2 separate regions of the Homo sapiens genome follow, and region 1 is linked to region 2. The links are chromatin contacts, found by Hi-C or POLR2A ChIA-PET in ENCODE. All regions are on one chromosome and are shown on one strand. The core of a region is the stretch at or near the end of the contact, and the rest is flanking DNA. Distances in the headings are between cores, read along the strand shown.

The links. A loop is a pair of places that touch in the nucleus more often than their neighbours do. ChIA-PET counts read pairs that join two places held with the same protein, here RNA polymerase II (POLR2A). Pooled maps may share reads with other maps.
Region 1: a map of HAP-1 shows a loop between it and region 2 (3-fold over the local background). The contact joins two enhancer-like sites. A Hi-C loop is called at or near these places in 4 of 168 maps with a recorded cell type or tissue (GM13976, HAP-1, posterior vena cava and 1 more) and 7 of 50 pooled maps. POLR2A ChIA-PET finds 5 or more read pairs at or near these places in 12 of 52 experiments (AG04450, CD4-positive, alpha-beta T cell, CD4-positive, alpha-beta memory T cell and 9 more).

What each region holds. Positions count from the first base shown.
Region 1 is chr17:17,113,619-17,116,318 of GRCh38, reverse strand. The region is part of intron 3 of MPRIP (myosin phosphatase Rho interacting protein); the gene reads right to left. Among named protein-coding and RNA genes, the nearest start is that of MPRIP, 73 kb to the right of the region's middle. Within about 2 kb of position 1,303, at least 7 of the 41 ENCODE cell types and tissues checked have a DNase peak (open chromatin) inside an H3K27ac peak, as active enhancers do; they include CD4-positive, alpha-beta T cell and psoas muscle, where a contact is called at or near this core.
Region 2 is chr17:17,178,770-17,181,469 of GRCh38, reverse strand. It overlaps MPRIP (myosin phosphatase Rho interacting protein), which reads right to left. Exons shown (of 24, transcript NM_001364716.4): 23 at 1,382-1,467. Among named protein-coding and RNA genes, the nearest start is that of PLD6, 26 kb to the left of the region's middle. Within about 2 kb of position 1,254, at least 10 of the 41 ENCODE cell types and tissues checked have a DNase peak (open chromatin) inside an H3K27ac peak, as active enhancers do; they include CD4-positive, alpha-beta T cell and psoas muscle, where a contact is called at or near this core.

The sequences.
Region 1 (2,700 bases), core at 54-2,553, 65 kb after region 2:
AGGCCTGCCTGGCACATCTCCCCTCCTGGATCATTGTCCTGTGCTCCCTGAAGGGAGCCCCTGTGCAGAGGCCATGGCCCATCCACAGGTCTGCCCAACTGCTCTGCATACTAAGCCACAAGGTGCCTGATAAAACTCCTTGTATTTACTCTATACACCTAGGTCAGCACCTTCCAATATGTGCTTCAGTAAACATTTCTGAATGATGGAACAAGCCAACCCTGCTAGATTTATATTATAGATTTAATTATAATATAAATATTTGATTTACTTATATATGTAATAGATACGTTTTATTTATAAAATAGAAACCATCATTTTAACCAAAATCCCATATTCATTAAGGGTTAACAGGATGACACGTGTGCAAAGACCAGACAGTGGCAGGCTCTGCAGGGCATGAGGTAGAGAAGCTGTCTGGAAAGAGATGCAGGCCCCTGAGGAATGGCCTTTGCATGATCAGCACCTAGGCCACCAAGTCCATGGTGTTGGTCTGAAGCCACCACCCCAGCCTTGGGCCAATGACTCTGCTGCAACCAGCAGATGGTAAAGTTGTGAGATGATGCTGCATGACTCCATTTACATCAAGCGTCCAGGACAGGCCAATCGATAAAGATGGGAAGCAGGAGGGGAGGAGTGGCGGTGGCAGCTAAGGGATGCAGGGTTTGTTTGGGGGTTGATGAAAAATGCTCTGAAATTAGATTGTGTTGGTGGTTGTATAACCACGTGAATATCCTCAAAGACAATGACCTGTACACTTCAAACAAAACAAAACAGAACACTGCACAGATAACAGGGAGAAACCACAGGCTCAGCAGCAAGCAGGCCAGGCCTTCCAACAGGCCTTCATGGCTCCATCACGAGAAAGAGCTCGCCTCCCTGCCAACCCAGGCCTGGAAGGCCCTCTACACCCCACCTCTCCCTAACGTCTGGACGTGGAAACTCAGGCCCAGGCTTCCTAACTCCTAGCCCACCACAGCATGCCGCCTCCATCACAGAAGAAGCAGGAACCATGCAGTCAGGGCCAAAATCCCGAGGCCCTACCTTTCCTTCCCTCTACTGGAATGTGACAGTGGGTGTCACCACAGACGCAGAGCTACCGCTCCCATCCCAAGTAGGCCCTCTTCTAAGATTCAGCTCTGGCCCCAGAGACAGTGCATGCTTTCTGAGGCATTCGTGGATTAGCAGGAGGGGGCCTCCAAGATGTGCAGCATCTGCTAATGCCAGCAGCAACAATGCAGTGTGGGCCTCGCCCCAGCCTTGGTGCTGCAGTGCGTGGGCTGGGCCTTCTGCTACAAGTGACTTTGTGGGATGCTGAGGAAATGACCCGTTCAGGGCTTTCCCAGGGGCATAGTTAGAACCACTAAACTACTTTTTTTTTAACGGAGAAAATAAGAAAACAAGGACCTTTTTCACTTGCTGCCAAGACCAGGAAGTTCCTCCTCACACCTGCTACGCCAGGCTGGCCTGCTGGCTTCGGCCGCTGCCTGGGCAGCGAGATACCAGGGCCCCCGCCAAATGGCCAAGGGCCCTCTGCCAGAGGAGCTTCCCTTGGGAGCCCTCACCCAGTTAAGGCCCACCTTCCTCCTAAAACTGGTGGTGGGTGGGCGGGGGGTAGATGGGAAGAAGGTAGGAGAGGCATGGGAACTGGGGAAGAACAGCTTTTCATCCCCCTCACCCACCACAATGGTCAGCTAGCAGGATCCACCAACCAAGGGTGACACTACACCATATGCAACAATGAACTTGAAATGGAGCAGATACCTCAATGCAAGAACAAAGGCTATAAAATGCACAGAAGACCAAGGAAAAAAGCCCTGTAACACTGGATTTAGCAACCATTTCTTGGATATGACGCCAAAAGCACAAGCAACAAAAGAAAAAAAAAAGATAAACTAGACTTCATCAAAATTAAAAACCTTTGTACATCTAAGGACCAAGAGAGCGAAAAGGCAACCTAGGGAAGGGAAGGGAATACTTGCAAATCATATATCTGACAAAGTATTAGTATCTAGAATAAACAGCTCCTAAAACTCAACAACAAAAAACAATTAAAAATAGACAAAGGATGTGAATATACAAAGAAGATATACAAATGGCCAAGACACACATAAAAAGGTGCCTGACGTCATTAGTCATTAGAAAATGAAAGTCACCTAGCACTTCAGAAGGCCAAAGCAGGAGGATTGCTTGGGGCCAGAAGTTTGAGACCAACCTGGGCAAGATAGTGAGACCTCATCTCTAAAAATAAAAATTAAAAAATAAATAGCCAGATGTGGTGGTGTACTCTTATAGTCCCAGTTACTTGGGAGCAGGGAGGATCCCTTGAGCCCAGGAGTTCGAGGTTGCAGTGAGCTGTGATGGCACCACTGCACTCCAGTCTGGGCAACAGAGTGAGACCCTGTCTCTTAAGTAAAAAAAAAAAAAAAAAAAGAAAAGAAAAGAAAAGAAAATGCAAATCACATCAGCCACAATGAGATGCTAGTTCACATTCACTAGGGTAGAGGTAAGTTAAAAAACAGAAAACTGTCAGTGTTGGTGAGGTCATGGAGTAACTGGAACCGTGGTGCAGCCACTCTGGAAAGCAGTATGGAGCTTCTTCAAAAAATTAAACTGGACTTTATAGATTTGCTGTTTCATCCAGCAATTCCACTTGTAGGTATATACCCAGAGGAACTGAACACAGGGACTCGAACAGAT
Region 2 (2,700 bases), core at 5-2,504:
CTTAAAACCTTCAACTCTTTAACCAAGCCTCAGGATGAAGTCCTTCGGACGGCGGGGTGCTGTGGGTGTGCCTGAGAAAGGGCCAGCATGGGGAGGAAGACGTGGTTCTTGCTTTCCTCCATGTTCTCATTCCGGGATGAACGAGATCAAGCTACTGAGCCGGCAACTACTCATTCTCAGGGTGTCTCCCACCATGGGCCCTCCCCCACCTCCTCTCTGGCATAGGGCCTTCAATGGCACCTAGTGAGAAGCTTTTGTTTTATTAAAAAAAAAAATACTGGTAAATATTTCGCCCCTATTGCTTGTAGTTATCACGCTCTTCTGAACCATCTTCACCAAGCTCTAGTCCTGGTTTATCCATTCCTAGAATGACCACCCTGTTAGCCTTGACAGACAGAGGCCACTAAGTGGCTCACTAGGTGGGCGAGGCCTTTGGTGACGGTAGACTTCACTTGCCAGTGTGGACATCTGTAAATTCCACCTCGTGACAGAGGGCAAGACAAGTGTCCCCTGAGGGGGTGGAGTGAGTTCAGCCGTTGTGCACAGATTATCCAACATGCATGCTGATGGGTGCCTGGCTCTCTGCCTGCCCACCAGGCTAGAGGAGCACCTCACTGCCAGGGTCATCTCTGTTAAGAGGTTAGAGTGCCAATTAACTCCCCAGAGCAGGTTAAAGAAACCTCACTTGGATTTGGTATGTGTTTGTTGGAGCAGGATGAATTGAAATAAAGTAACCATGACACAGGCGTTTGCCATGGGGGTGTGAGCAGTGCATGCAGGCGGTGGGAGAGGCGGTTTACCTCCTGCATGGGCCGGGAAGCGGGTGCATTTCAGGTATCCCACGAGACCTGCTCAATTACGGACTGTCAGAGGAGAGAGCAGACATGAGACACACAACCAATCCCAAACACACGCGGTGCCGCTCCCACCTCCGCCCGCCCTCCTGTGCATGGCTGGCTCTGGACAGCACACTAAAGATGTACTGCTTCCTGGCTGGGGAACAAGAGCAGGCAGCATCATCTCTTGGAGGCGGCACCAGTGTCACAACAGTGATGTGCAAGGAACAACACAGGCACAGCTGACAGCAGGCCGACATGAGCAGGGCTGGGTGAAACCTGGCCTCGAGGCAGGAGCTGATCATGCCAAGCACTGCTCTTCACAGCCCTGGCCTGTCAGTGTCATTGCCAGGAGGTGGCTCCAAGACAGACACAGAGCTCAAAGCCACCAGAACCAGCCCAGCAGGGTGAGCTCGGGCTGGCTCAGTGCTGGGCCCTGGGGCTTTGGCAGCTGTGGCCCATGGGAGCACTCATACTTCAATTTGGGCTACTCTCCCCAGTGTCCCTCAAGCCCCTCCCACCAGGGGGCTGGACCCCAGACTCACCTTGGACCTGATGTTTCTGAGTTGCCGGGTGACACAGGATCTGTCTTTCTTCAAGAAGTCAGGGTTGCTTTTAGATTTCATTATATCTGCGGTATATAATGAAAACAAACAGACCTGTTACCTTTGCTTTCTAAAACCCTCTGGAACCAGACTAAATCCTGAAACATTTCCCAAGCTTCCTACTGCAGCATACTTAGGACAATTCCTTAAACAACTCTAAGGGAATTCAAAGCCAATAACCATAAAACATGCTAGATCTCTTCAGACCACCATAAAACACCAGCACAATGGGAGAATGTGTATGTGGGGCCCCGCCAGGGCTTCCTGCACTGTGACTGTAGCCCACAACAGCATTCCCTTCAAAGGGACTTGGTCCCCTCACTCTGGTGTGGGACCTCAATGCTGAGCAGACCCCTACCCCCATTATCCATGATTCTCTACCTTCCTCCTGGTAGCACAGGGCTGTCTAAAGCAAGATGATAAGGCCAAGGCCTTCTCATTGTCCACCCACCCAGATAGCAGTCCTTTAGGCTTCTTAGAAATGTCTACTTAAGTACCTGTAACACAAACAGATACTGAGTCATATCACACATCCTGTGCATGTGTGGGGTTTTTTGTTTTGCTTTTTTTTTTTTTTTTTGAGATGGAGTCTTGCTCTGTCGCCAGGCTGGAGTGCAGTGGCACAAACTCAGCAGCTCACTGCAACCTCTGCCTCCTGGGTTCAAGCGATTCTCCTGCCTCAGCCTCCCGAGTAGCTGGGACTACAGGTGCGTGCCACCATGTCCAGCTAATTTTTGTATTTTTAGTAGAGACGGGGTTTCACAATGTTGGCCAGACTGGTCTCGAACTCCTGACCTCGTGATCCACCCGCCTCAACCTCCCAAAGTGCTGGGATTACAGGCATGTGCCACCATGTCCAGCTAATTTTTGTATTTTTAGTAGAGACGGGGTTTCACAATGTTGGCCAGACTGGTCTCGAATTCCTGACCTCGTGATCCACCCGCCTCAACCTCCCAAAGTGCTGGGATTACAGGCGGGTGCCACCACGCCCGCCCTCTGTTTCTTTTAAGAGACAGATTCTTGCTGTGTTGCCCAGACTAGAATGCAGTGCCTATTCACAGGTGTGATTCCACCACAGGTCAGCACAGGTTTTTTTTTTCTTTTTTTTTTGAGGCAGGGTCTCATTCTGTCACCCAGGCTGGAGTGCAGCAGTGTAATCATGGCTCACTGCCATTTCCACCTGCTGGGCTTAAGTGATCCTCCCACCTCAGCCTCCCAAGTAGCGCTGGGACTACAGGTGCATGCCAGCAGTCCCAGCT